Regions from separate parts of the Homo sapiens genome. Here region 1 is linked to region 2. Evidence: chromatin loops called from intact Hi-C (ENCODE). Cell type or tissue: breast epithelium. All regions are shown on one strand. Links, peaks and the distances in the headings refer to the core of each region. The heading gives the core; the rest is flanking DNA. Region 1 has its middle 100 kb from the start of CFAP95. Region 2 has its middle 59 kb from the start of MAMDC2.

The links. Hi-C counts contacts between places; a loop is a spot of excess contacts. Peaks named below come from ENCODE experiments on the same cell type or tissue, not always from the same donor. Only the 100,000 strongest peaks of a DNase experiment are listed, where the experiment ranks them.
Region 1: it touches region 2 in a loop (27-fold over the local background); 2 of 110 quality-filtered maps call a loop at or near these places.

What each region holds. Positions count from the first base shown.
Region 1 is chr9:69,916,845-69,932,795 of GRCh38, forward strand. No RefSeq gene overlaps it. Among named protein-coding and RNA genes, the nearest start is that of CFAP95, 100 kb to the left of the region's middle. RefSeq lists an enhancer at 7,063-7,793. In breast epithelium, for the core only: no CTCF peak of the experiment used is centred there; no DNase peak of the experiment used is centred there.
Region 2 is chr9:69,976,497-69,992,447 of GRCh38, forward strand. No RefSeq gene overlaps it. Among named protein-coding and RNA genes, the nearest start is that of MAMDC2, 59 kb to the right of the region's middle. In breast epithelium, for the core only: no CTCF peak of the experiment used is centred there; no DNase peak of the experiment used is centred there; H3K27ac peaks cover 1,866 bases.

The DNA.
Region 1 (15,951 bases), core at 5,064-13,063, 58 kb before region 2:
GCCCAGTAGGATGATCTGGAGCTATGAGAGTTCTCTTGGTAGATACAAAGGGAGGTCTGAGTTTACTAACGAAGAGTAAGTGTAGTGAGAAGATCATTGCAGACAAGGCTGTGTAGAATAAAGTGCTGAAGAGTTGGAGCTGTCAGAGGGTAGCTCAAGTGCTTCACCATCCATGGGTCCAACTCCATAAGAAGGACAACCGGGTCAACTCGGGTATGTAGAGTGGCCAAGGGACTGTAGGTCCTAGTGTGGTGGAATTATGAGATTCAGAGTAGTGAGGAAGTGAGAAAACCAAGAGGATGTGAGCCTGTGATGAGACAGCATGTAAACCAAGTTTAAGATTTCAGGCTGAGCCAGTTCTGACTTATAAATAGAATGGGGCATATAAATTCCATGAGGACATGAGCATTCTGCTTTCATATCCCCAGTAGGTAGGATAGAGTATGACATATGGTAGATGCTCAATAAATATTTGATCAGTGAATGAATAAATGAATGACGTATTGCTGAAGTAGACTGAATTGAAAGTTAATAAAATGGATGAGGTCAAGGAAATCTTTGGAAATTCTTAGAAAACTTCAATAGGTGACTTTGATTTGTGTTTAGGAATACATATTTCACATCTTCCCTTGTGGAAAGCAAATTAATAGGTATACTCAGGAGATTACTATTGCATGGGATATGATCATATTCAGGAAACATCTTTCACTACTTCCCGCCTTAGAGAAAATGAATTTACATAATATGTAAATGTCTATATTACATTCTAATTAACAATATTCTATTTTGAGGATTTTACCAGACTACCACTTGAAAATGTTTCATGTGAGATTATGTAATATCACCTATGATGTAGTCTAGCTAAACGTTTAACTTGAATACCTTGAGCTGTTAGTTCTTGTAGTTTATAGGAAACACAAAGGATATAACAGTAAACTAAATGGTACCACAAGGAAACAGCCAGACAGATTGAGAAGATGGGACATTATGTAGGACAATTGGCCAGTTTATTTAACAAGTCAGTGAGGTTTAGAAGGACAAAAAGGAATTCTGCTAGATTAGAAGAGGAAGCCTGGATCACATTGTTGTTTGGAGAAAGCAATTGTAAAAGAATTCTGTGACTATTGAAGTTATTAGACTATGGACTAGGTATGAGAAAAATGAAAATTTACTGATGTGGAAAGATGTAGATCATCAGTGAGTAAAGCAGAATATAAAACATTATGTGCAATAGAATTTTGACAAAAATATCATTTATGTTTATAAACATATAAAAAAGACCTGAAAGGATGTGTAATAAGCTTTTAAAGGGCTACTGTCTGGTTTGTGGGAACATGATATTTTCATTTTCTTATTCTTGTTTATCTGTATTTTCTAGCTTCTACAATGCCTTTGTATTTCTTTGAAATATTAAAAGGTTTTTTTTGTTTAAAAAATTAAAACGAAAAGAAACTGGAAATGACGTTTAGAAAGAATACATTTATTCTAAACACTACAAGAGAATGAAATAACTTCCTGTTTTAGTTTGCTACAGCTACTGTAACAAAGTGCCACAAACCAAGCAGCTTAAACAACAGAAATTTGTCTCACAGTTCTGGAGGCCAGAAGTTTGAGATCTAGCTGTCAGCAGGTTTTTCTGCTGAGGGTGTGAGGAAGACTCTGTTCCATGCCTCTCTTGAGCTTTGGTGGTGTGTGGCATCACCCGGATCTCTGCCTTCCTCATCACATGGCGTTCTCCCTGTGCGCGTGTCCGTGCCCAAATTCCCCCTTGTTATAAGGACACCAGTCACATTGGATTAGGGATCCTCCCCACTTCTGTATGACCTCGTCTTAACCAGTTACATCTCCAAGTCCCTATTTCCAAATAAGGCCACATTTCGAGGCATTGGGGGTTAGGACTTCAACATATGACTTTTAGAGGGGACATAGGGGACACAATTCAACTCATAAGAGTTCCCAAGAGATGAGTCCTCATGATTTAAAAGTGTATAAACTTCCCTACACAAGGGAATGAAGCCTACAGTCCATAAGCTGCTTTCTCTCTCTCATAATCAACACGAAATGCTTTTTTTTTTTTGAAGACAGGGATCTTGCTGATTGCCCAGGCTGGATTGCAGGGGTGTGATATTGGCTCACTGTAACCTCTGCCTCCTGGGCTCAAGTGATCCCTCCACTTAAACCTCCCTAGTAGCTGGGACCACAGGCGTGCACCACCACGCCCGGCTAATTTTTGTATTTTAGTGGAGACGGGGTTTCACAGTGTTGGCCAGGTTGGTCTTGAACTCCTGGCCTCAGGTGATCTGCTTGCCTTGGCCTCTCAAAGTGCTGGGATTACAGGCGTCAGCCACCTCGCCCAGGCATAATTTTTTACTTTTTGTAGAGATGGGGTTCCGCCATCTTGCCTAGGCTGGTCTCAACCAAAATGCTATTCTTAATGGACTTTTCTCTTGACCTGTAAGCAGTGCACAATGAAGAACTAATAAAAATATCCTCACTTTAAGAAATAACTAAGCTGTAGTAACACCTTCAGAGATCTGTATGTTTTATTTGAATTTGAACTCAGATAACCACAGGCTAAAACATTTAATAAAACTGCTACCACTTCTGATGAAATAAATAGAGAAGGGTAAAGAAAAATATCTCTTACTGAGAAAAAGCTTTTGGAGAATTAGTGTTGGTCTCATAAACAGTTTTTACTTATGTAAGACCCAGAAATGAGGATTCTGTATCAAAATACAAGTTTTCTCTTTCTAGATGCAGCAAACAGTGCCACGGAATAAACTGTGGTCTGGTTAATGTTTAAATCTGGCTCCCTCTACTGGAGGATGTGAGTTTTCTCCTTTCTTTTTAACTGGAGGTCCAAAAAGCATACACTGTACAGGATAGGGGTTCACAGCTCAGGGGTTTCCATTCTTCACTACATATATAGACATTGCCTCATTGACTGGCTTGTGGTTTGTAATAAGAAAAAATGTGTAAATCTCACTGTTGATAAGTCAGCCACCACATCCCTGCTACCTTCTACTTCAGAGATAAAATTTAACTCAGATCTTAAGACAAATAAGAACATGAACTTGACATTCAATCTTCCCCATGTTGGGACATAGACTGCTGATCTGAATTTAGGCTTTTAGAGCTAGAATAAATCCCGAGAGATCCTACAATCCAATTCTTCATTTTCCTGATGAGAAAATATATGTGCAGAGAGAGGAAGTGATTTCCTCAAATTATGCAATGTCGAGATCTTCAATGTGAATATAATCACAAATTGCACACGATGTACTTCTCTAACGTTTTATAGCATTTAGGGCATCAACTCAAGTTAATAAATATTTCTAGATTGCCTACTGTGTGTCAGACACGAAGAGATATACAAAGATGTGTGAGATGTGATTTTTGCTCCTTCAAGAGCTTATTGTTAATTAAATTATATGAAGGATAATTCCAGGTGCTGCCAGGTCTGCAACTCCAAATGGCCAATTAAATGATATTTCCCACATTAATAAGTACTGATTCTTGACAGATGATTGATCATTTCTTTGCACAGCCAATCTTCTTGATTAGGTCTTGGTGCCAATAGAGCTGCTTTGGGGTTTGATTGTTTTTCTGAACTGGAAATTGGTGACTTTGAATGGAGTTGGGGAGTGATATGTGTGTTGGGGTAGAGTTTCAAATTTTTGTTTTTATTGCTCCTGTATAAATGACTTTGGATCATTCCTGGTAAATGACTTAAAGTTGCTTTTGAATAGAAATGTCCAAACACATCTGAGTATCTGGTTCTATTTTTGTTGGTCCAGCTGTCCCAGCCTTAAACCCATCTCGCAGTGCTAAGATGCCCACGCAAATCTTTTGCGATCAACTCGGTGCATTACTTTTATCTGCCCACGGTAGTAACACGATCCTTATATGCCTGTATGTGAATACGGACAACTAGTAAGGATAGAGAGAGAAAGAGAGAGAGAGGGGGAGACCCTAAAGCCATTGTGACTTTATTGTTTGAACCACTCTATGCTTATTCAGCTCTGCCGTTTGCCAGCTGTGTCACCTTGAGAAAGTTACTTAACCTCTTTGTGCCTCACATACCTCATAGGTAGTTGTGATGATTAATGTATTAATATACATGAAGCATTTAGAACAGATTCTAGTACATAATAAGCATGTATATGACTTCATTGACATTATTACTTGATTTGTACGTGCAAGGAAAACTAATATGGTGTTTATAAATTCAAAAAAGTTTCAAAAGGTGATTTACAAAATGGGAGCCATCTAGATTAATACTATTTCATGCTGGCTCTGGACACAGATGCAGGGGGAGTTATTCTCTGGGGAAAGTGAGCCTTTTCAGTAACCACAGGCAGCAGGGTGAGAAATCTTAGTTCTAAACCAATGAAGTAAATGCTGGGATCCCCTACTGTTCTCATATATTCTGCATAGAAGATATGAAAGTATTATGGAAATGATTTTAAGTACATGAAGAGAGAGAAAAGAATCCTAGTGTTGAAAGTCTAAGAATATGTATTTGAGCACACTACATTTCTCTTCCTCCTGAAACATCTTTAGAAATCATAGCCTTTTTAAATTTAAAATTCATTGGTGATTCTTAGATTTTAGCATCAAAGTGAGGACTAAGCTCTGATTTTTCTCTTGCTCAAATTCCTACCTAAGGGGTCTAGGGAGTCATGCCCTATGAACCATAAATTCTTGTCAGATGGGTTTTATTTGACCCTATATATTGTGACTGACTTTTCAGTCTGACTTTGGCATAACGTTATGAGACGAGGAAAAATATTTAACCCCAAAATACATTTCCTTGCCATATCTTGAAGTTGCCCTGCAAAGTCTCTTGTGGGGAAAAATCCACATTCTCTGGAGAATCCCCTTCCCCCTTTGTTTTCCTCCCTTCTTTCCAGATCCAGGAGATAATTAACTAAGAGGCTGGCACCCTTTTAAGTCCCATAAGAAACATTTTACAACCTACTGTCTCTCTAAAGTCTGCTGAGAAATTCCTCTGCACACTAAAACTTGGTCCCCACAATCCTTTATCTTAACCTGAACATTCCTTTCCATTAATCCCAGGTCTTCAGATAAACTCCACCAATTGTCAACCACAAAATGTTCAAATTTACCTATAGCCTGGAATCCCCCGCTTTGAGTTGTCCCACCTTTCTGAACCAAACCAATGTCGTGCTTAAATGTATTTGATTGATGTCTCATGCCTCTCTAAAATATATAAAACCAAGCTGTATCCTAACCACCTTGGGCACATGTTCTCAGGACCTCCTGAGGGCTGTGTCACAGGACATGGTCACTCATATTTGGCTCAGAATAAATCTCTTCAAATATTTTACAGAGTTTACTCTATCAATAAAAGAAAAGGTACAATTGCAACAAAAGAATTCTGTGTTCTTAATATTCCTGATTAAGCAGCTGCTCTGCTCAGCACCTCTCGGAAGATTTTGTACAATATGAAATACCTTCCAGAGCTGAGCATCATTCTGAGCTTCAGCATTACCTCATTTTCATCAAGATAGATGTAAACGTGATTATTTTAAATGACTAGAGCATTTCCAAGCATTTAGCTTTTAAAACTCAGATGAGACTTAATCAACTGTTTTCCCATTTTATATCACCAACGTCTCTTATTCTGCATAGCTCAGAAGTCAAGCTGAGCTTGAATTAAAATCCAGTTTTCCAGGCTGTTACTGAAAGATAAAAAGACTAATTGGTTTACAGCTTCTTCAAAGCCTGTATACCATAGGTTGAGTTTCTGATGTTTAATCATTTATGTTACTGTATAGTGTCTATCCTATTACTGACAAACCCAAACCTTCTATGGGTTGTTTTCTCTTAGTGCCTGTGATCTCACCACAGCAAATCACCATTTCACCATAAGCATCTTTTTATTATTAGTTGGAGATCCCATACTATGCCACTAGTTGCTGCAAATCCGTTAGGCATTAATGACATATACTCCATAGCCATTCTGCTGTGAGTTAGCAATGAATAAATCCATTAAAATGAAGGGTTGCTGAACTTCCTGCATTACTGTGTGAGGAGCTCTGCCAGCTTGCTCCACAGAGAAACTGGTGAAAATTATTAAAAGCAAACTAACTCAAAGCCTCTGGAAATGATCCTAAAGGCATACAGCAAATGAAGAAATAATCCCAGCACTTTGGGAAGCCGAGGCGGGTGGATCATGAGGTCAGGAGATCGAGAGCATCCTGGCTAACTTGGTGAAACCCCATCACTACTAAAAATACAAAAAAATTAGCCAGGCGTGGTGGAGGGCGCCTGTAGTGCCAGCTACTCAGGAGGCTGAGGCAGGAAAATGGCAGGAATCCGGGAGGCAGAGGTTGCAGTGAGCCGAGATTGTGCCCCTGCGCTCCAGCCTGGGCGACAGAGCGAGACTCTGTCTAAAAATAAATAAATAAATAAATAAATAAATAAATAAAGAGGCTGGGTGCGGTGGCTCATGCCTGTAATCCCAACACTTTGGGAGGCCAAGGCAGGCAGATCACGAGGTCAGGAGATCGAGACCATCCTGGCTAACATGGTGAAACCCCATCTCTACTAAAAATACAAAAAATTAGCCGGGCATGGTGGCAGGCACCTGTAGTCCCAGCTACTCGGGAGGCTGAGGCAGGAGAATGGCGTGAACCCAGGAGGCGGAGCTTGCAGTGAGCCGAGATCACGTCACTGCACTCCAGCCTGGGCTCCGTCTCAAAACAAATAAAACCTACAACAATTTGGTAAGAAATGTGAGAGTCTCTGGTATTTGAACCAAGACTACTCTCCCCTTCCCCTTTCCCAGCTTAATGAGGCATAGACTTTGCATCATGTTGTCATAGCCAAGAAGATGGGGATCCCTCTCCCTCTAGCTCCCAGTGGAGAGCGCTTTCTTCCCAGGAGGAGCAGGACTTCAGCATTTCTCGTCTTGTCCACAGCTATCTGTTGCTGAGGTTAAGTAGTGGGTGTGTTCAGTCAGAATGGGGGCTCCCTTCCTCCTATCCCCCACTTATGGAGTAGAGACTGTACCTTGGACAGGCACATTAAAAGAATTGGGGCCCCAGTCACCCTTGCTGCAGTTCATGAGTTGGTGGTTCCTTGCCACCAAAAACAATCTCAGGCTGTGGCATTTGCTCTCCACCAAGCACTCAGATCCTGGAGCACAGCTGTCACTCAGAAAGCAACTTGTCTTTGTCTTCACCCCCAGCTCTAGAACCCTGGCTTAGAGATTTTGCCTGGGGAAAGAAGCAAGCTATAAAACAACTCTCAATGTCTTCGAAAGGAAACTGACTTCATTTGCAACACACTGTGGAGAAGCCCAAGCCAAAGGGCACTCTCAAGAGCAGTGGAGAGACTGTGGTGAAAGGCACTTGGGAGGCACATTTGTGAAGTTAATGAAGATAGAGCCTAGACTGTGGGTTGCCTAGGAGAGAACCAGAGAGAACCAGAATATGACAGCTGGAAGGAGCCCTCATAGGGTGAAAACAATTATCAAGCACTGACCACAGAAATCATTCCTTCAAAGGGACCACAATTTGGGGTGAATTCGTTTGTAAAGCTATTTATGCCCCCAGGGTACTTTTTAAAACAATAATGCAATCAGCCAGCAATTAGTGGAGTTCAATAGCTGGGTGTGGTCAGGGAAGGAAAGAAAAAGAGTCCTACCAATCCTATTATCATCCCAGGGTTACTGTAGCCATCCCCAAAGCCATGCCTCCCTGAGGAGCAACATTGGAGGCTTAACAATGTGTGTGTGTGTGTGTGTGTGTGTGTGTGTGTGTGTGTGCGCGCGCGCATGTGTGTTCACATAAAACTTCACTAAAATAACCCAGCTGGTTAAGAAAAAAAAAAAGCAAGCAAATAATAATAATAGCCCAGGAGAGGGAAGTCTAGTGTTCAGAATTGCTACAGTATATGACATAGTTTGGATGTTTGTCCCCTCCAAATCTTATGTTAACACTTGATCCCCAATGTTGTTGGAGTTTTGGCCTAGTGGGAGGTTCTTGGGTGATGGGGGTAGATCCCTCGTGAATGGCATGGTCACTTTCTCTTTGTAATGAGTGGGTTATCGCTCTGTTAGTTCATTTAAGAACTGATAGTTGAAAAGAACCATACCCTTCTCTCACCTCTTCCTTTCTCATGTGTGACATGCCTTCTTCCCCTTCCTGAGGCCCTAACCAGAAGTAGATGCTCATGCCATGCTTCTTATACAGCCTGCAGAATGGTGAGCCAAATAAACCTCTTTTCTTTATAAATTACCCACCCTCAGGTATTCCTTTAGAGTAATGCAAATGAACTAATACAATATATTATCTAAAATGTCCCATTTCCAACAAAAAATTATGCAAAGAAACAGGAAAGCATGATCCATACGCAGGAAAAAAGCAGGCAACACAAACTGCCTATGAGAGCAACCAGATGTCATATTTAACAGGAAAGTATTTCAAAATAGCCACCAAAAATGTTGGAGATAAATGCTCGGTGCCGCAAAGTGAAACCAGCACTCAGGCAAAAGTTTTTGCAGCAAGGCAACTTACTTCTGCAGAAGGGTGCTACTCGCATCAATCACAATTGCAAGAGCACACTGAATAAAGGAAAGCAGGGGTTTTTATTCGTAATGCAATCCCTACATCTGTGTCACTCCCCCATGGGCTGGGGTCAGACTGCACAATCTAAACTGACCTGATGGGCTATTTGTGAATATTTTCCCAAATAAGGAAGGGAAGGGGAATGTGAGGTACAGTGGTAGGACATGCAGTTTCAGTGGGAGGAATTGGTGTAGAGCAGGTAGCCAAGGGAACAGATGTGAAGTTATTGATTAGAACTGACGGGAAGGTTGTTTACAGTAACTAGGGACAAGGAGGCATGGAGAACAAGAAAGTTGAGTTTGAGAACAAAGAACAAGGAAGTTAACAAGCTAAACATGTGAAGAGGAATAAATTTATTGTATCCTACAATTTCCCCCCTCTTAATTTTTATAGTCCTTCCTCTTCAGACCTTTTTAAGATGTCTTGGCTTTGCTGTTCGACTTCATCCTCTAAAAGGAACAACTTATCTGAATAAGGTGGAGGAGAGCTAAGGGAGGCTTTAGTAAGTACTGTTTCTATAAGCCTTTGTACTAGCCCATGGATGCATGGTATGACACAACACCCAACAAGAATGAGTACACCTATTATGGCTGCAAGAGAAGTAAGCACTGAGGCTGTGATTCCTTTCCATTTACCAAATCACCTTTCTAGCTAGCCATGCTTAGAAAGGGTTATCAACTCTAGAATTTTTAGCTAATTCATTGGATAAAGAGGTAAGTCTCTGTAAGGCCTTGTTATGTTCCCATTGGGGGCAGTATTGTTTGGGATGAAGGTACAACATTGAGTTTTAATTATAATGCAAACTCCACCTTTTTCAGCTAACATCATGTCTAGGGCCATTCTGTTTTCCCAAACCATCTGGCTAGTAGGCCCTAACTGGTCAGCTATTACTTTGATGGCATCTCTAGTGTAATTAATAAATCATTGCTGTTTATAATAGATGTAATTTATCCAATTTACATTTTTATTAATAGTTACTCATGGAAATACTGATTCAAATCCTGCAGCTATTTGGTCTGGGCTTTGAATTTATCAGGTACTCCCCGTGGGACTCTAATTGCATCTAAATAAACTTGAGAGTCAAAAGACCCATAAGGGGCTTCTCTTATTTTATGGTGTTGCATTTTTTCTTTTTCTGGTTGATGAAATGCCAGGGTGAAAGGGATAGCCAATTAGACAAGAGCATAAGTACCACTCCAGTTACTTGACAGAGTGTCCAGTAAGGGTCTGCCACAATACCACCACACATCTGCTCGAGGATGGCTAAGGGCAGACTGATGGGTAAGCTTCTAGAAGGGCTTAAGCTCACTGCATCCTGTTAAGCTTCCAAGGAATGCCAAGTTTTCCCCTTGTTGTGAGAGACACAAGGTGAAATTGACGTTGGGAGATGGAAGCTGGATGGCCTTCGGGGGCTGACCCGCAGGGTGTTGGATTTCAGGATAGAGCAGAAAGAGAGCTTGGCATTATTTATTGTCCCAAGCTGTAGAATCCTGGAAGAGAGCTATCATGCAGCCCATGCCTGGTTGACTAGCGGACCATCCAAGTGGAAAGAGGACAATCTGGGCCTCTGGCTGGCCGTGCACACAAGCATAACAATTGCTTTTGTTTAACATGTGGACAGAATATTTGATCCATTCCAACCAGGAATTTGCATCTTGATATCCTGTTTCAATTGCTAAAGTTTGCCTTAAATCATTTACTTCTACAATATCTACCTTAGTCTTATCATTGGGTATAGAGGGGATAGCAGTTTGATTAGAAGAAGGCTTAGAAGGAGAAGAGAGGAAAGGGGGTGAAGAGGATGAGGGATTAATAAAATGCATTTCAAAAGTCCCTATGAGGTCTGTGCCAGCCAAGTTGGCTCCCATGCTGTAGAAGCGGCTCAAAGTAGGTCTAGGGTCGGTAGAGGTGGAAGTGAGAATTGAAATTTGCACTGGATTACATTGGTTATACTGGCAATTGGGGTTGGAGGTGCTTTCTTTAGTAAAGTGAATGTATGGTTTTAAGGATACACAACCACCTGTCAATGAGGTCTAGCCTTGATATTTGGTTGTCCACAGAACATCATTCCTGCTATGGCAGACCTGTTTCTCTATATTTGTTAAAGAGCAAGAGTCTTGGTAGGGGGAACCTCTATTTTAAAGGGGCAGAGATACTTTTCTAAGGCTAAGAGTTTCCTTTGACTTTGAAGATCTCTACAGGGTATGACTAAACAAGCATCAAACGTAATAACTTTGGGGGAGTTTGATTTAGTTACATTGATAACAAGGTGGTCAGCAATAGAATGAGAAAAGAAGAAAGAGTAATAGAATAGATGAAAGAGAGTTAAACTTAGCTTTAGTTTGAGGGGGTTTTCCCCTGGGACAATGGCCCATGACTGCGGAGGTGGTGGTGCTTTCTTGACTCAGGTGTGATGGGTCCATCCTTTTTCTGCTATCAGGACTGTGGTTCCAGTGGTTAGAAGCACTTAGGTGAAGTCCTTCCCAGGACAGCTCAAGTTTTTCTTCTTTCTAGCTTTTGATGAGGACATGATCCCCAGGCTGATGTTGATGTACTGGGAACTCCAGGGGCGGCGCCTGTGCTAGGAGACCTTTGGTTTTTAAAAAAAGAGAAAGTAGAGGAGAGACCAAGTATATAATTCCTGAGGAATTGATCTTTTGTTTCAAATGTAGGAATGCCAGCAGTGGAGTGTAAATAAGGCAATTAGAGCATCTCATAAGGAGAAAGGCCAATATCTTTCCAAGGAGCAGCTCAGATTCTTAAAAGGCAATAAGAAGACATTTGGTCCATGGCAACTGAGTCTCTAGAACTAATTTGGTTATGTGGTTCTTTAAGGTCTAATTCATCCTTTCTATTCTTCTTGAGGAAGGTGGGTGCCAAGGAGTATGATATTCCCATCTAATGTCTAGGGCTTGGGATAGCTTTTTAATGATATGTGCTATGAAATGGGTTCCATTGTCTGAATCAATATTTTCTATTGGTCCAAACCTGGGCACTATCTTTTCAGTTAATGCTTTAACTACATTATTGGCCATTGCATTTGAAAAGGGAATAGCTTCAACTCAATGAGTAAGGTGATCTGCTGTTACTAATAAGTACTTTAGGCGACCGATTGGGGGCATTTCAGTGTAGTCAATTTGAACACTTTGGAATGGTCTTAGCCCTGGATCCCTCCCCGCAAGGGGCGATTTCTTTGTAACTTGTTTGTTGGGTTTTTTTTTTTTACATATGAAGCAACTATCTTTAATCTGTTTGGCTACAGTATAAGTTCCTGAACACCCATAAACCCTGAGAACTGCATCACACATAGCTTGGGGTCCCCAGTGGGTCCCTTGATGCAGATGGGACAGGATTTCCTTCATGACGAGTTTGGATAGTATTTCTCATTGATCTGGTAACACCCATTTTCCTTCTGAGTTTTCTTTGGCTCCTATTCTTATTAATTTTTCCTTTTCTGCAGCAGAGAAGATAGAGGTTGCAGCAGGGGGAGGAAGACAAGGAGTTAAGTGAAAGATAGGTGTTTCAGATGAAACAGCAGCCTGCTTAGCTGCTTGATTTGCAAGGTTATTTCCCCAACTTGTAAAGGAAAAGTCTTTTTAGTGTCTGGGGACATGTACAATGGCTATTTCTTCTGGCAACTGGAGATTGTTTAAAACATGGATGATTAGCTCTTCATGGGCAAGATTTTGGCCTTTAAAATTAATAAGAGGTTTCTCAGGCCAAATTTTTCCAAATGTATGTGCTACTCCAAAGGCATACTTAGAATCAGTATAAATAGTTTCTTCCTTGTTCTGTAAGTGTTTTAAAGCCTGGCTGAGGGCAAATGGTTCACAAACTTGGGCAGATCAACTATTGGGCAACCTTCCTGACTCTATTTCTTCAAGAGTTTCTCTATCAATTACTGAATACCCATTATGCCTTTCTCCTTTAATTACTTGGGAGGAACCATCTATAAATAAGCATCGCCCCATTTTGAAAGGGGTCTCTCCTAGATCTGGCCTGACCTTCATTTGGTAGTCAATTAAATCTAAACATAGGTGTTCTCTTTTTAGATTTGGGTCTCCTGTCAAGAAACCTGCTGGGTTGAGTGAATTATCAGTAGTTAAGGTTAAATTCATCTTTTTTCTAGTAGAATAGCCTCATATTTTAATTTTTCAAGATTCAATTTCAGTATTTCAAGATTCTGGAGTCAGTGAGCACCTTCCTGCTTTTTTATTTAAAGTAGCTCTAACTTGGTGGGGTGTGCTTACAGTTAATTTTCCCCCAAAGGTTAATTTTCTGGTTTCTTCAACTAATACTTCTGTAGCTGCAACAGATTGAAAACATTGAGGCCATCTACAGGTATTGGGTGTAAAACTTTTGATAGGAAGGCTATGGGCTGCCAGCGGCCACTGGGTTCTTGAGTGAGCACCCCTAAAGCTACCCTGTTATTTATGTTAACAAAAAGATGAAATGGCTTTTCTAGGGAAGGTAAGGCTAAAAAACCTGATCGGCTTCCTCAGAAGTCCACAGGAGATGGTCCAGCTTCCACTAGGTAAGCTTTTCATATAAAAGTTTACTTTTTAGGGCATATGAGTCAATCCATAAGCAGCAGTATCCAACTAATCCTAAAAATGTTCTGAGTCCTTGCTTAGTTTGAGGCAGGGATAAGGACACGATGCCTTCAACTCACTCAGGCCCTATTCTTCACTTACCTCCACTGATAAAAGTGGCCTAAATATTTAACTTCAGTCTCCACATACTGAAGCTTTCCCTTTGAGACCCATAGCCCCTCAAATTCCAGATGGTTAAGAATATGTGTAGAGAAGTCAGCTACTTTTTTTACATCTTCACCAGATATAAGAATATCACCCACATACTGGACCAGGCATATCTACTTTGGGATGACAACTTTTTCTGACACTTGTTCTAGATTTGGCCAAAAAGGTTTAGGGAGTCTGTGAACCCTTGAACTCCATTGATACTGTTGTTTTTGCCCTGAATGGGGGTCCTCCCACTCAAAAGCAAATGTGTCTCAGCTGTCTTTAGCCAAGGGGCATGCCCAGAAGGCATCCTTTAAGTCTATTACTGTAAACCACTGATGATTATATGGAATTTTGCTGAGAATGGTGTATGGGTTGGGGACAACAGGATGGGTAGTCTGGACTATTTGACTGATGGCTTTAAGATCTTGCACCAGTCAGTATGTCCCATCTGCTTTCTTGACTGGCAATACTGGAGTGTTATAAGGGGACATACAGGGTACAAGGGAGTCCATCTTTAATAAGACTTTCAATTATAGGCTTTAACCCTATTCTGCCCTCTAGGGGAATGGGGTATTTTTTTCCTCCTCACTACTTCCCCAGTGGGTTTTTAGCTTGATGTGGCTTGGAGGGATTTGGAGTTTCCCTAGGTTTCCCTCCCTTGACCAGACATTGGGATTACTGTATTTTTCATCTGCAGTGGTGAGTAGGTTTAATGAGGCAAGAAATCCTTTAGGGTGAACTTGTAGGCCTATGCCTAATTTTAGCATTAAGTCTCTTCCCAATAGATTAGTTCCTGCCTCAGGGATCAATAAAAATTGGATATGAGTCAATCAATCTTGGTATTTAACTTCTGTACTTTCTAAGATTTTTGCCTTAAATCCTTCTCCTTTTATCCCAGAGACTAAAAGTTCTTCTGAAGAGCAGGCAATGTTAGGTGGAGGGAAACAAATGGAGAAGTGAGCCACTCCTAAATTGACTAAAAAGGTGATAGGCTCCTGTTTGGGTCCCACCTCTAAATTTATCAAGGGCTCCTGGTGGGATTCGAAGCAAAAGAGACAGAGCCCCTGACTCCCCTATTCTTCCTCAAAAGTCATGAGTGGTAGGGCTTCTTTCTGCCTTTGCAATTCAGGACATTCTCTCTTGAAGTGGCCTGCTGTTCCACATTTGTAGTACCTATCCTGTCTCTCCACTGTCTCAATCCTGGGATTCTTTAGCTTTGCTCCCCCATATTTTTTAGATGGTCTGGTAGATGAGGGGCGGGGTCCTCTAGATGGAGGCTTGTGTCCTTTAAACAGAGATCTGGACCCTTTATAGTTTCTGGCCCCCTGGAAGCTATATTTAGAAATGTGTGGGTTTGGAGCCACCTGCTGGAAAGTGTATAACATGAGTTTTGCCTTTTGTTTTTGCTTTTCTTTGTCTCTCTTTACGTACACTTTTGGAGCTTCCCTAAGGAGTTCACTCAGAGGTTGGTTTTCCCAATTTTCTAATTTTTGTAACGAAATATCTGGCTAACTTTTAGTGACAAAATGGAGCTTTAACATTCCCTGTCCAAGGGGATCTTCTAAATTTAGGCCTGCATATTGTCTCATTTGGTCCTTTAGTCTGTCTAGAAATTTCATAGGCCCCTCATCTTTTTCCTGTTATGAAACAACAATCAAGTGCTCTAGAGAGCTTTTGGGTTCGGGGTACTGATTCCCTAATTCCTTTTATTATCGTGTCCCTTAGGTCTTGCATATTTTCCTGGTGAGCCACATTATTATTGTCCCACCAGGGGTCTTGGGTGGGAAACTTCTGATCTGCAGTAGGAAGGTTTTTACCGGGAGGGTGTTCATGTTCCCAAATTACCATAGCAGGCTTATGGATCATGCTTCTTTCTTCCCCCGAAAAGAGGATGCCTAGGATGGACATTAACTCAACGCAAGTGTATAATTGAGGTCCCAAGAATTGATCAACTTGATCTGCCACCCATAAGGGTCATCAAACAATGGCTTAAGTTCCTTCGTCAAAGTTTGGATCTCCAAACTGGTTAAGGGAGCATTCACAAAGCCAATAGCTCCCCATTCTTGTGGCACCTCCTTTAAGGGGAAGAGAGTTGGGGCTGACTCCTTAGATGTAGAGGGAAATGGGAAATTTTGGATAGCATTTCTCCATTGTTCTATATCATGTTGGAGTCCTTTTAGGGAAGGGTACTGGGGCTGAGAAGTAACAGGCTCATGGGATGGTTCCCAAGAATCAGGATTGTAAGGAGGAGGCATAATGTGAGCAGGGGAAGGATCTGGATCAGGATCTAGGATGGCAGCAGCTGCCTGAGGGGAAGGGTTAGGGGCACTGAGTGGGGGAAGATGGTCTAGGGGATCCTATATGCTGGAGTCTTTAGGCACAGGAACTGGCTTTTCTGACTCTTCATTTTGAGATTCTAGATTGAGTTTTTCCCTAGTTGTCTTTAAGGAAAAAGGAGAATGGGTCCCTGACTCCAAACAAAGAGCACAATCCAGTTCTTCTTGAGAAACCAGGCTTTTATCATTTACATATTAAATCAGAAGTTGACACACCACATCCTCATTTGACCCAAACATCGGCCAGAAGATTGAGGGTTTGAGGATGGGTCC
Region 2 (15,951 bases), core at 3,252-11,251:
TTTTTTTTTTTTTTTAGTCTAAGAAAGGCGAAGTGAGCCCATAGTCAGTTTCTAAAAGGGACTATCACTTAAGAAGGATAAGTAGCTTTAGAAAAGAAATGCCTACTCTGTAATCTTGGGTTATTCTAATGAGAAGTTCACTGAGGAAACATTAAAGAAACTGAGTGTGTTTAGGGTACAACCAAACCCAGATTTAGAAGGAACAGAAACAGCCGGCTTGATGGCTCATGCCTGTAATCCCAGCACTTTGGGAGAATGAGGCGGGAGGACCACCTGAGGTCAGGAGTTAGAGACCAGCCTGACCAACATGGAGAAACCCTGTCTCTACTAAAAATACAAAATTAGCCAGGCGTGGTGGTGCATGCCTGTAATCCCAGCTACTCGGGAGGCTGAGGCAGGAGAATCGCTTGAATCCAGGAGGCAGAGGTTGCGGTGAGCCGAGATCATGCCACCGCACTCCAGCCTGGGCAACAAGAGCAAAACTCCGTCTCAAAAAAAAAAAAAAAAAGAAAAAAGAAAAAAGAAAAAAGAAAAAATTAAAGAAAGAACAGAAACAGAATCTGGGAGGAAAGCCACACGTAGTGAAGGCTGAGTGTAACATGTGTCATTCATGGCTGAGTGACACAAATCTGTGCAGACGCAGCATCCCAAAGGCTAATTGTAGATAAGTTGACACTTGTATCTTTTGTAGAGATGAGGTTTCGCCATGTTGCCCAGGCTGGTCTCAAATTCCTGGGCTCAAGTGGAAAATGATTGCAAAGAGGGAAGGCACCCAAGATGGAGCTGGGCACCTTCTAATTTTAGAAGGGGTGTTATAGTAAGCACAAACTTAGTATTAAATTGCCAGTAAAATTTTTGATTAGATTACTAAACAAGTGGGTGGTTTTCAAGCACTTAGAAAAGTAGATAATCACCAGAAACACGTGTAGATAAACCAAGAATTATCTCCAAATAAGGTGACTTGGGTTTAAAGTCATTAGGCTTATTATCAGGAATATATCTGTATCCTGCAAATAAAAAATTTAACAAATCTTTAAATAAAACATCCTATGATAATTATGCAGGCAAGATAAACAAACATAGGCTGGATCATCAACAATTTATATGGCTGTTGATTTAATGCATCACAGCCATTTTGAGAAAAAAGTAGTCTTCCCTGCTATCTTTGGCAAAATACTATTAAGATACTTTTAATTAAACAACATAGATGGCTAGGTAAATAATATCTTTATTAGATTTGTGGATAAGACCATGTTATTATGTGAGTAAAATGAATTAGTATTTTAAAGATCTTCCCAGGTTGGAGAAAAATGGACAGAAGCTAGTAAGGTAAAGTTGAAAAGGGACTTATGCAAAGTTTGGCATTAGGTTAAAATAAAATTGCAACAGTACTGTATAGCAGCATAGAATGACAGGAATTCTGATTTCGGAACAAAACTATACTTGGCAATTTTAGTTGATGATGAATGGCATTTGAATTAGGAAGAGTGTAGTCTAACTACAATTTAACCTTGGGTTGCATTTTTGGAAGCCAGGCCTTCAGATCTGCCCTGGTCCGCCTGCTGCTGGAGTTGATGCCCAGTTTTGTTCAGTACACAACATGGTGTAATCTGACGGGTGCTGGAAGCCATATCTGCGATTATGGGTCCAGGAGATATAAACACGCAGGATGTCTTCCAGGGCCAATGAACAGACCTACTGGTGAGAAGAGAGGGCTCTTATTGGAGAATATGTGAGAAAACCATATTGGCAGGATGGGCAGAGGCAGATGGTAAGGCTAGGCTCTTGAATTCCCAGTCTAAAGATTGTGAGCCTTACCTCTTAGACAACACAGAGGTTCCAAGCACTCATAAGTGGGATGAGAGAGTGGATGAGAGTTGTACTTTGGAGGATAGATCTGAGATTTTAAATGTTATGGAGGCAATGCAATGGAAAGTCGTGGACTGGGTGGATAAGTGTTTAGGATCTGAAACCAGGACTGGGACAGAATGCTGGTCTTCAATTTCCTGGGCATTTAACTTTGGGCATGATTCTTTACCTCTCTGTGCCTCTGTTTTCTCATCTGTAAAATGTGGATAATAATATTATCTACCTTATTAAGTTGTGAGGAGGATTAAATACATTAAATATATATGAAGTGGGGCCAGGTACAGTGACTCATGCCTGTAATCCTAGCACTTTGGGAGGCCAAGGCAGGTGGATCACCCGAGGTCAGGAGTTCAAGACCAGCCTGACCAACATGGAGAAAACCTGTCTCTACTAAAAATACAAAATTAGCCAGGAGTGGTGGCGCAGGCCTGTAATCCTAGCTACTTGGGAGGCTGAGGCAGAAGAATTGCTTGAACCCAGGAGGCAGAGGTTGTGGTGAGCTGAGATTGCACCATTGTACTCCAGCCTGGGCAACAAGAGCGAAACTCCATCTCAAAATAAATAAATAAATAAATAAATAAAATATATATATGAAGTGCTTAGAACAGTTCCTGGCACATTGTAGTGCTCAATGAACGCTAACAGTGGCTATGATTACAATTCAAACCTGGAATGAGCAGGCAGTAAAAACTAGAGAAAGGAAGGAACAGCTGCACAGAGTGTAATGAAGGCAAAATTCGGAGGCCTTGCTGCTTACCTGGAGATAGCTCTCTTGGTCTCTTGCATACGTCTCAACCTTTGCTCTTATCGTGCTTGCAAGGTGGTGTCTGCATGGTATTCTACATGGCTACCTTGCTGCCCAAGGTCTTCCCCTTCACCCATGCCCAGAGTGAATTCCATAGCCATTCAGCCCTTACCTGACTTTTCATGTGTACATGTGTCTCACTCTACCCAATTTCAGGCTTGTTGAGGTCAGGTACTGTTGTACATGTTTCCTTTTATCGCCCGCAACATCTAGCACAGTCTCTTGCATGTATGCCTGTTCCAAACTGAATTTTGTTCATGCAGGAATGGCTTAAGTTAATGAGGATTCTAAGTTCCCAAGCTCGTGTTGGGGAAATGGTGGCACTTGTGATGAAAGAGTGAAGCACAAGGGAGAAGTCCATTAGCTTCAGAAGTTATGGGTTCAGTTTTGGGATATAATGAGGTTACCAATTATGTGGGATTAGGTTCAAAAGGCACTAAGGCAGCAGTATAATCTAGACAAAATTGCCTTTAAGTTCCTTAAATCTCAATGTTTCTCAATAAGTGATTTTAGTTGTATTGGGTCTAGTCAGCCTGTCATAAGTTGACCATGGATGAAACTGGTGGTTTATGTTTTGGGAAACATGCTGCACCAAAGATTATGCTTTTCTGGGTGTATAAGGTGGTGGTGATGGTGCCCTCTGTATTTTCTCAAAGTAGGCACTATGAAATTACACATATTCACATTATAAATGACTGGACTCTAGTATAATTATGTGGCATCCAGGTAGAGATGTCTAATGAAAGTATGTGAAAGATTTAATGCTTCCTGGCTCTCTGAGATTTTTCTTTCTTTTCATAGTTATAACCATTGGGGGAAATCACCCATCATTTGGCAAATCTAAATAAACAAATGGCCTTGAAGATGACATTCACTGCAGAGTTGGGCTTGAAAGTTGGCACAGAGGTGTAGGGAAGGATGAGTTCCCTCCACTCTTCAGTTTTTCTTTCTTCCCCATCGTGATACCTCCACTTTCTACACTATCCCAAGTACCCACACAGGGAGAGGAAGCAAAGAATATTCTGGAAATGCTTTTCATTCCTTCAGCAGATGTGAACTATTGCGTCAACCAATGGTTTCATAGACTGGGATAAAAAGACTACTATCAGCCTAACATTGTTTGTGTATAACTATTCATAGTTATAAATCAGAGTGGACATTTAAAAACCATTAATTAACTTCAGAAGGAAAAGTGAAAACCAAAGTGCAATGTTTTATTTTGCTAAACTCAAGAAACAATTTTAATAACCCCAATGAACCTAGAATCCAGCAACTGAGTAACAACCCGTTAGGCAGAAAATATGTCTCATCAAAGGAACAATCTAGCCATGTGTTGATGGTCAATAGACAATAGTTGGCTGATAGAAATTAGCCATGAGCAAATCCTAAATATGAACGCCATGGAGTTTTCACCTCAAATGCCCGAGAAAGGTTGCCTTGTTTTGTTGATATTGCTGTTAAGGAAAAAGAAAATCATGAATCTGGATATCCTTCCTCCTAATATTAACCATCTGCCCAAATGTAACCTGCTTATTTCCTGGCTGACATTCGGTTTTTGTGGCTCTTTCTTTTCATGGTGATTGTGAAAATCCCTAATGGTGACTAGTGCTCGCTAATGTAATATGGGACGGTCATTTTGAGGCTGGTTTCCAAGTTCTTCATCTGTAAGTCCTCTTCCCCCAAAATTCCTTAAATTCAAATATTGCAACTCCAAGAGGGTGGCCAGGCAAACCCACGTTCTTTGTGAAAACCTCCCAAATGAAATATGTTTTGAACATTTTTTAGAAGGTTAGAAAGGAAGAGTTGAGCAAAAGGACGCAAGGCCAAGGTCAACTATCTCTCATTAAAGGGAAAAGGGGACTTAAGGCTGTTTTCCAGGGTCCCCCCCAGGAGCAGAGAGGAATCTCTCCTCTACTAATAGTTAGCAGCTGTTCAAACAGAGGTGCTAACCTCAATTGTCTTAACCAAAAGTGGTTGAAAAATAACGTTTAAAAGAAGTGACAAGGTGCTATCTCTAAGTTTGAAGGATTATGCAGCAAAGGTTGGAATAGAAAAATAGGAGGCTCTCAAAGATATTCCTCAAACTTTAGCTATTTTGCTCAATCTTGGGCTTTTGTTGGATCTATTGTCTGTGTGGATCCAACATACTATTTGAGAGAGAAGTTGTCCTGACTTCCATGACTCAAGTGTGTGTTGCATAGGTAACATTGGGGGAGAGTCTAAGAGAGTTTGGAGAGAGATTCATATTTAGCCACATCCTCAAGGCTTTCTCATCAGCCCCAAATCTGACTGAGCCTTAAATCATTAAGCTGAAAGGAAGAGTTAATTTTCATTGGGCCTTGTTTTCATATGAAAGATAATTACAAATAACTGCAGTGAGATGCCTGGTGAGGGTTCCTGTTGCATGGTTCCCAGGGAGGGGTAGATTCAAGTTACTCCTATTTGTCAGTCAGTATTTTTCATTTACCTATAACCTTTTCTTATGAATTAATTCCAAGTGCTCTGTTGAAGGCTTCTCCGGACGGAGTCTCAGTTGTATCTGCCTTGGCATTTTTCCAGCCCCTACTGTTCCAGCTATAGGTGTTTAATTGACATTGCACTGAGAGAGGATCTCATGAACATTTAAAGCCCCAGTGCATAGAGGCACAAACGCAGTCAGAGGAAGTGGAGTGACTGGCTTCATTTCTCACTTGAAGGGCTATGACCTATTAGAGAAGAATGTGGAAGCCAAGAGTCAAAGGGAGGGAAAAACGCAGCTCATGCTGGAATTCTAGACGCCCTACAACCCCTGGGTGATGTACGGGTTGCTCTTGAAGGCAGAAATCTGCTCTCTTCCAATTTCTCTGGCTTTCATCCTTAAAGCTTGTCCATAATTTCAGGCTGGTTGAAATGGATGCCATGTTACTGGGATCTACACTGCACCACTTAAAAAATATTCTCCTTTCACTTGGCCTAAACAATGTGTATCTCCTTTTTACCTCTTCCTGTTGCAGAGATAAAATGCTCAGCAAGGAGTTAATGGTTTTACAGTGATGCAGCTGGCAGCAGTAGATCACAGAGCTCAGTACAGGAATCCAATTATTTCCTTTGTCTAAGATGAAAACCTATACTTCAGGGGTGGGGGAAGGGCCTGTGCTGTAGGGTTGCTTGATTTAAGATTTTGTTCTAGAAAGAAGGATGGTTCTCTGATGCAGCTCAGCTCCTGGGTCACAGAAGCTTGCCTTTCTCCTGCTTGATGTTAGCCACCTGAACACACTTGGGATCCAGGAAATAGGAAAAAATAGACTCCTTTTTCTAGGTTTCTGACTACTTTAGAGCTTAGAATGTGCAACTAAACTAGCCTTAAATATCATAGGCTAATGATGATGGTGACTCCAGAAACTTACTATTAATGTAGAGGACATTTTGGCAGCAATTTGTAAGGAGAAGATGCTTCTGAGGTCTCGGAGAGCAGATGTAGAAAGAAATCTGCAAATGCGTAGACAGATAGGATAGATAGATAGCTAGAAACTCCTCTCTCTGGGGCTTTCTGTTGACTTAAGAGTAGGCAGACACATTTCCAATTCCAAATCAAAGAAAATGCTTGGGTCTCATTTAAAAAAAAAGTAATCATTGCAAGATTCACAAAGAATAGAAACAGGTAGATAGTTTCACAGTCATTGGAAACTACATTCATCTTGTCCCAACAATATCATGGAAAGGTACAATTAAATCATTCTCATAAAACAGCAAAAGGCCCAGAAAGGTGAGAGACTTATGAAGGGTACAAAATAATTAGAATCAAAGCTAGGACTAAAAGCCTTGCAGGGTGGGATAGGACAAGAATGTGGACCTTGAAGTCCAATAGATCTGGATTTGAATTATTGTTCTTCAGCATAGCAGGTCTGTGATGGTGGGTAAGGGAAATCCACTTATTTGAGCTTTTATTCTTTCATGAAAATGGGAAAATAATGCTTACCTGATGAGTTGTTAAGAGGATTAGTGATAATGTACATAAATGTGTTTTTCCCATAGTAATTCTGCAGAGTAGATGAAAGTGAACAGTGGGCACTACGATGGAAAGGAAGTCAGATTCAGATTATGAAGGAACTAGAATTCATCAGCTGTGCCTGGCAAGATGCTTGGTTACAAAGAGCAGAGATGGGCTTTGACCAATAGTGATATGGCATGGCCAAGCCTACTTCAGCATTCTATAGGCTCAAATGCTCATTTCTTCTCCACATCCTCTCCCCACCCTTCTCCATCCTTCTCTGCCACAGGAGACTGACTTTTATGACCATGTCAACAGGCTCCCTTGCCCATTGCTTTTTGCTTGGGTTTGGCCAAGGTGAGGCACCAGCGGGAGGATGAGAAGAGAAAATGATCAAAGTGTTTTCCCCTCTGGCTGTCTCCCTGCTGGGCCAAGAGGAGCTGTATCTGTTTCTCTTGGAAGGCCAGGGCTCTTTTGTGTAGCCCTTTCCTATAGCTCCAGCTATGGCTCTCTCCTTTTTAAAGTAACCCTTCTTTCTCTTGCTCCTTCAGCTGTGGGAATGATAAAAGGCTCTCTGCTTTAACCAGTCCCAGAGGCTTCAGCACGCCTCACTGGTTTCTCTTAACTCTGTGCACACCTTTGTAAATAGTCCCTCATGAAACTCTCCTCAATAACCTTGCATGTAGTATCTATTTGCTGCAGAGACTCTTCCGTTTAGAGCTGAATATTATTGTCCCTATTTTATAGATGAGAAAACCAGCCCAACAGCATGTTGAAATACTCTCGTAACTCTGGGCTTGAACTCAGATTGCAGATGCCCATCATAAAACTCAGGCTCTCTCTATGAACTGTGTCTACCCCACTGCCTTCATGTTAAAAAGAGCCCATGGCCTTCAGCTGAAGTATTACACTCTGGCCTTTCACACACTCGCGCATGTGTGGGGACATGCTTTTGGAGGAGTGCCCCCTTCTTTCTATGAAGAGTCGATCCAGCTCTATCCTACCTGCCAAATGGAATCTGGGTCTTTGTTTTCAATTGTTGAAGAACCTCTCCTTCTTCGGTTAAAAGAATTACTCTGAATCCCCTGTTTTTACTCAGGAATACCTCCTGAGATTTTGATATTTGTAATTCTGTTAAGCGTAACTCTTAAACGCAATTATTGGAAAACAACCTTAATAAAATCTGACCCAAGGCAAGTCCTGAAATACCAGATCATAGAGGAACCTAATTAACTACTTTTTTTCCTGCTATAGAAGCCACAAAGCACATTAGAGCTGGAAATGGCCTTAAAGATTATTCAGGCTCTCAACCTAATTTTAATAACACAGACCCTCTTAAAATTTGAAGAAGCTATAAACCCTCTCTCAAGAAAAATGTGTATTTTGTCTTGCTTGTTATCTTTCTCTCTCTTTTTAAAAAATAGAGACAGGGTCTCACTATAGTTTCCTGGGCTGTTCTTGAACTCCTGGGCTTCAGCAATTCTCCTGCCCCAGTCTCTCAAGTATCTGGGACTACAGGCACATGCCATGGCACCCTTTCTCTTTCTCATTCACGCATCCACATGTATACACACTCTTACCTTTTTTTGATTCATTGTCATTGTGAAGCCCACTCATGGGTTCCCAGATTAATGACCCCTCTTTTAGGCAAATTCCTTTGGTTTGCAGATGAGGACGCTGATACCTACTCAGATAAAATGACTTACCCAGGGTTAGAGGTTCATATTTTGATCAGATTGGGCTGTTATGCTGCAATAATAAACAACAATAATCTCAGTAGCTTAAAACAACATTTTTCCCCCTCATTCATGTAGTTTCCTCTGTGGCTTAGCATGGGGCTCTGCTCTTTGTCATCTATACTCGGTGATGCAGGGTGACAGACAAATGCCTTCTAGAATATCATCCGTCATCATGACAAAAGAAGAGAAAGCATTGCAAACCATGCACATGCACTGATTCTTTAAGCTTCTGCCTGAAAGTGACACATCACTGCTGGTCGTACTTCATTGGCCCAACTGAGTTCTATGGCCATGCTTACCTCTAGGGTGGCAGAGAAACAACTGGTGGAGAACACAAATGACTGAGAAAGCTGGAAAAGCCAGAGTAGAACCAAGGCATTGTTTTATTTATTTATTTATTTTTGAGATGGAGTATCGCTCTGTTGCCCAGGCTTGAGTGCAATGGTGTGATCTCAGCTCAGTGCAACCTCCACTTCCTGGGTTCAAGCCATTCCCCTGCCTCAGCCTCCCAAGTAGCTGGAACTACAGGCATGTGCCACCACACCTGGCTAATTTTTGTATTTTTAGTAGAGACAGGGTTTCATCATGTTGGCCAGGCTGATCTCGAACTCCTGACCTCAAGTGATCCACCTGCCTCGGCCTCCCAAAGTGCTGGGATTACAGGGCATTGTTATTTTTTGTCTGAGTCCCTCTACTCTTCTAAGGCTACCATTATCATTATCTAATTCATCTGGATGTAGCCTGTAGAAGATTTGTCATCCACTTAACAGGGTTATGTTTTTGATATAAAATTGAGTCTAACTTGGAGATTTCTGTTGTTTTATTTGTAAATGCTGATTTTCTAACAGTTCATTTAAGATGCTATTGCAACAAAGGAGACCTGTCTCATTTAGGATGGGCCATTATTGATTTTATAGAACACTCATTTTTCAAGTGAAAACCTTTCCTTTCTATTGTCTGGATTGCCCTTATTTGTCTTCGTTTCTAATACTCATTTATTTCCCCTGGTCCTCCATAGCTTGTGGCCAATAGTGTTACCAATGCAAACACAGAGGAGTCTCTGGATTTTTTTTTTTAATTTAGCAATTGATAACAGTTGCACCTCTATTTTTATCTTCCATTATTCATTAATTTTATATTTTATTGAATACTTGCTTCTGCTATGAGGATGGTAATAAGGGTTAAATTACAAAATTTGCCTAGCCTAGCACAAAGGAGTTGCTCAAAACATGTGATGTGGGATGTGTGTGTGTGTGTGTGTGTGTGTGTGTGTTTATTTTTTATTTTGAAATCAACATAGGATGATGACTAAGAGCACACACTCTGGAGTCTGGCAGGGTGGGTCAGCATCTTCATGCAACCACTTACTATAAGCCATTCGATTTTTAGATGATTTTGTCAACCTTTCTGTGCCTCAGTTTTCTCATTGGCGAGATAGGGCTAATAATGCTACCAAACTCCTGGGCTGTGGTGAAGAGTAATTGAGATAATATATGTACAACATCTGCCACAGGATGTGGTTTGGAGAAATCAGCATGCATATTGGAAAATAGGATCGCTATTTGCCAACTGGGTAGTATATCGAGTAGGAAAGAATATAGGTTTTGGAATTCAGTAGACTTAAGTTCAAATCTCAGCTCTGTCATGGTGTGAATTGGAGCAAATTACTTACCTCTCTGAGCCCCAGTCTCCTCTTTGGTATCATGTGATAGTCCTCCTCACCTTGCAGGGTATTTGGAAGGACCTCATGGGAATATGACACTACAATATCTCACACGGTGCATCGCACGTTGAAAGAGTCAATAAATACTAGTTCTTCTGGATGTGGTGGGGTACATGAAGATGGATAAAGGAAACAATTCCTCTCCCTTGCCTTCCAGGGGTTCATAATCTCATTGTGGAGATAAAACATATCTACAAATAACTACAGATAACCTAAAATGCTGAGTGCAGTGCAAGAGATACAGCTTATGGGCTGTGGAAGTTTGCATTAGGTGAGTTACTATAGAAGGGTCATTTGAGCTGGGCTGTTGGCTTTGGCTGAGATACTTTAATTTACAAATATCGCTTGTTTTTCTTTCTCCCTCTTTCCTCATCAACCCCTTCCTCACCTCCAAACCCGAGAATACTCTATTATGCACCACTGATAAATTTTGCCCGGAGAGGAGAAATTCATTACCCTCCCTGCCAGCGCAGTTTGCTGATGCACTCTGTTTTCTGGTTGTGATATTTACAGCAGCTCAGTTAAGATTTAATTTTCTATTATTGCCTGAACTTTGCAGCCCTCATTTTTCATTTGCTGTCTGAGAGTCATTGCTTCAGCACCCTGGAACCACTGCCGGAAAGACTTACTTAACATTCAGAATCAATGAACAAACAGGAGAAACGTTTTACTAGAGACAGGGCTTTAGTGATGTGGGGTTTAGCTTTGATTCCTAGCAATAGTTTTAGTCTATTCTTTCCACTTCCTGTGACCAGCTGCATTTCTCCAACTCATTATCGCATAAGATGTCTCAGAGGTACCTGAGCCTGGGTGTTCTCTCCTGGAAATGTTACAGTCCAGGATCTTTCTGGATGTCATTATTATTTCCTTTTAATTTTGGCCTCTGGCCTTGCTTGATAATGTGGGAACCCTAATTTTCCTTTTCCTTTTCTCAGGTCTCTTGCTGGACTTGCCACATGACACAAAAACCTTGTCTAAAGAGATCTCAGGGCTAGCAGGCCTTTTCCCTGCCTCATTATCTGTGGATTCATTTAGTTGATGAGACAGGATTTTGATTAATGTGTTTTTCTACTCCAGAACTCACTGCTGCCTGCAAAATCCCTTCCCTTTTACCTCATGGGAGTGTTCATCAGGGATGTGGGTGTTTGGAGACTTTCTCACCCCACTGCCTTCCATCCTGTGGTCCTTCTACTGAGGCACTGGTAGACTTATGGTCATTCAGTACTTGTGACATTTTGGTACCTGCCTGCCCTCCCCAATATGCATATCAATCCCCTGGAACTGGGAGCAGCCGTTTTGTACAATTTGACTATGCCTTCCTAGAGACAACATTGGTAGAATGGGAGCTTAACAAAAATAGGGACAATGAGTCTTTTCCATGAGATATTGGATTTGGGACTGAGAAAGAATTGGTCCAGTCTCTTTATGAGGCTGTAGCCACAGATGCAAAAGTAAGGGGAGTTGGATGCCATTTTTCTTCTAGGTAGAGCCAGTGTGCAGTGAGAAAAATGGAGCAGGCAAGCACAGAGGAGATGTTGAGATGGAGGATCCAGAGGGCACATGGTTCCAGCTGTTCCTAAGGCCCAGGAGTGCCTTTCTTCTTGTGGGGTTGACACTTCATTGGGTACCACAAGATATCATCAAACCTTTCCAATAAATCTCCTCATTGGCTGTTGCAAGTTGTTTTCTGTCACAGGTAATCAAAAAGTCCTAACTGACACAGTGTTTTGTAATTGCTGGTTTTATGCTTCTGGCAATAGCTAACCAAGCATGAGTTTAGGTTATTATTTAGCACCCTTCTGATTGTAAAGGAAAATGTTAAAACTTCAGTGTGCTCCAAAAAGAGTCACCAAACACACACAAAAAGTTGAAATCAGGGTCTTGAAGAGATATTTGTACAGCCATCTTCCTAGCAGCACTATTGACAATAGCCAAAAGGTGGAAGCAACCCAAGTGCCCATCAATGGATGAATGGATAAACAGAATGTGGGATACACATATAATGGAATATTATTCAGTCTTAAAAAAGAAAGGAAGTTCTGGTATGTGCAACACCATGGATGAATCTTGAGGGCATTATGCTAAATGAAATAAGCCAGTCATAAAAAGACAAACACTGTATAATTCCACTGATGTGAGGTACCGAGAGTAGTCAGATTAGAGACAGAAAGTACAATGGTGGTTGTCAGGGGTTGGGGGAGAAGAAAACGGAAAGTTGTCGTTCAGTGTATACACAGTTTCAGCTTTGAAACATGAAGAGTTCTGGAGATTGTTTGCATAGCAATGTGAGTGTACTTAATATTACTGAATTGTCCCCTTAAAATGATTAAGAAGGTAAAATTTATGTTATGTACATTTTACCACAACTTTTAAAAAGAATCATCAAATTCTCCAAATAACATCTTTGATTTCTGGGATGTGGAGAGAGGATGAACGTGGGCTATGAATGAGAGGACCACATTCTATTCCTTGCTTTGAACTCAAATAAATGATTTGTCCAACGTCACTTCTTTATACCTCATTTCACTCACATGCTCCTTTAATTCATTCACACAAGTATCTGCTATGTAGGTTCTAGGTCCTGTGCAAAATCATGGGAACACAAAGGTGAATAAGAGGGTTGTTGAGGAAACTTGCTCAAAGCAAGTAATCTCTGTGTGGATTTGGAAAGATCAACCAAGAGGATTTCACCAGGTGTGAAAGTGGAAGATGGTATTCCAGGCAGCATGCAAAGAAGTTTCAAGAATTCTGAGAACTTTTTGTTTTGAAGCCTGGGCCACAGATGGAGGCAGAAAGAGGAAAGGGTGGTTGCAGTTGGGGCTGAATTGAGAGACAAGACTGAACTGTAAATGGGCTATCTATGGATTATTTTGGAGGTAGGCAGGGTTTCCTTCTGTGTGTTCTGTGGCCCGCTGGCCCCTTCAGAGGTTCATGAACAAATAATCTGGTTGATGGTCCATACTGTAACCCCCTTTTGGCTATGTTGAGTACCTCATTAGCATACAAAAGGTCAGAAAAATTCCTGCTGTAAAAATCTTGACTTTGTTTAACCCAACAGTTCCTAAACTTATATGACCATTGGGTTTTTCTGTATATCATTTAGTTGCAGACCTACATTTTTAAAAAAGCTTTGGGAAAATGTGTTGGGGCTGGGGCTCTGAAACATAGGGCTTACTTAATTTTGGCTTGTCTTTTTAAAAGGAGGGAATCAAACTCTGAAATGATTTCACATTCTGTATTGTCAAGACTTTGGTCTCTTAACTGCCTTTCTCCGCTAACATTCCTAAATGGGGAGCTGCCATATGGGAGAAGGCAGAGATGTAAGGGGCATCTATGTATATGTTCTGCTCCTAAAGAGTGTCCTGCTTCCTCCTACAGAATCAGGGCTCTCGGACAAGGATTTCAGGGCAAGTAATTTATTTGGGAAGTGATCCCAGGACATACTGATGGAGTATTGAGAAAGTGAAACAGGGAAGATAAAGGAGCCAATAGAAAATATATGTATCAAGCAATTTCCCACGGGGCAATGAAGTCTATTCTCTCTGGGGAGCTCTGGGAGGTAGTGTGCAATGTGTACCTCCAAGTTATTCTATCAGAGTGGCAAGGGGTCTGGGGTATTTACCCACCAGCTCCTGCCAGTGAGTGGTTGAGGGCTGCTTGGCTTAATGCTCTCACCCTTTGGGTTTGTGACCCACGTGGGCTCCAGGCAGAGGCAGGCAGGTGCTGGTCTCCTGAAGTCAGACCGACTAGTAAGGGCCAAGGGGATACAGGTGGAGCTCTGGAAGTGTCTGCTATAGTTTCAAAGCTAGCGGGGCTGGAAAGAAAATTGTTACAATGTCAATCCCTCCATTTTTTTATAGTGAATGAAGACTCATTCTGATAGTGTGGCAAGTTTCTTTTGACTACTTCAAGATTCTAGAATTTTCCCTGTATTTCCCTTCCTTTTGACACTATCCCAATGTTCTCATTTCTAATTATTTGTTAATTTAACTCTCACTTTCACTTTTCCTATTCTAAGTCCCCAATTTTTTATTTATTCAATTATTACTCCCAACCACATCAGCCCTTCTGAAGAAGCACCATTTTTCCCATCAAGTTCTTACTTGTGTTTGGACTGGCATCTCCTTCCAAATTGTCTTGAATTTTGTCTAGACAAAGACTCACTGTGCTCATGTCTCCTGGCTATCAAATAGGAGAAAATTCCATGAACCACTTTGGACTATTTCCCCAAATCTGTGCTTTTACTTCCCTCTGAGACCCCACACCAAGCTACATAAACATCTCAGTCTCAGGATTTACACTTCCATTAGTAACCAACACATGCTCAATTGTTATCTATGTTTCATTTATTCATTCAACAAGAATTCATTGGACATCTACTACCATCTACACAAGGCACTGTTGCAAATGACTTGGGAGTGGGAGATGATAGGCAAGGAGGCTGTGGAGATAGTGGATCCAAAGCACAGATTCTGGAATCAGACAGCCTTGAGCATGAGGCTCATCTCTGCCTTGGGCAAGTCACTTTGGCTTTCTAAGGCTCGGATAACTCATCTATAAGATGAAGATAATCATACCAATTTTATGGGATTATTTAGAATATTAAAGGTTATAATGGACATATAACACTTAGTATAGTCCCTGACACACATTAAATAATACATACATAGAATTATGTTTTGTTATTATTACAAATATAAACTGAACAAAGATGCCACCCTGAAGCTGCACTGTATCAAGACAGAGGAACATGGACTAAATATGTATAAAGCAAGATGGAAAGTGCTAAGTGCCAAAAAGAAGTAAAGAATATTCTATGGAAGTCTGAGGAAGCACTGAGAGGAGGAAGGAGAGAGCCAGAGGGAAGCCTGAGGAGGGTTTGATAGAAGGGCAGCGTTTGACCTGGGGTGGTTAGGATTAGCGCATACAGATGCCAGAACTAGGACACTAATTGTATTTGTGTGTTTATTTATACTGTATTATATATTGATATACCACATGCATAAATATTTATACTTGACTCGTATGAAACTATATTCATCCAATCAATAGACATTTACTGAGTATCTACCATAGGAAGGTTATATGACTGAATAGTTATCCATTCAGTCAATAGATATTGAGTATCCACCATAGGAAGGTTACTAGCCTAAATGCTAAGAAAACAGCACAGACACCTGCAAGCATATGTTTATTGAAGCACTGTTCACAGTGGCAAAGATACGGAACCAGCCTAAGTGTTCATCCACCAATGATTGGATTTTAAAAATGTGGTCTATGTACATCACAGAATAATACTCAGCCTTAAAAAAGGAATGAATTAATGTATTTTACAGCAAATTGGATGGAGCTGGAAGCCTTTATTCTAAGTGAAGTAAATCAGGAATGGAAAACCAAAACTCACTGATAAGTAGAAGCTAAGCTATGGGTACACAAAGGCATACAAAGTGGTATAATGGACTATGGAGACTCAGAAAGGGGGAGAGTGAGGGGGATGAAGGATAAAAAACTACGTATTTGGTACAATGTACACTACTCGGGTGATGGGTGCACTAAAATCTCAGACTTCACCACTATACAATTCATCCACGTAATCAAAACCCACTTGTACCCCAAAAGCTACTGAAATTAAAAAATAAAAAAAGACCAGGAAAAAAAAGAAAAAGAAAACAGCAATGCATAAGAACAAGCAAAATCCCAACCTTCATCAAGCTTCTAGCCCAAGGGGCAATGTTCACAATTGTTAAGAATAAAAAGATTCAGAAATAGTATGTGAAGTATGATCCTATTTTAACATATGTATGGATATATAAATGTACATATCATAAAAATGAGGCTGTGAATG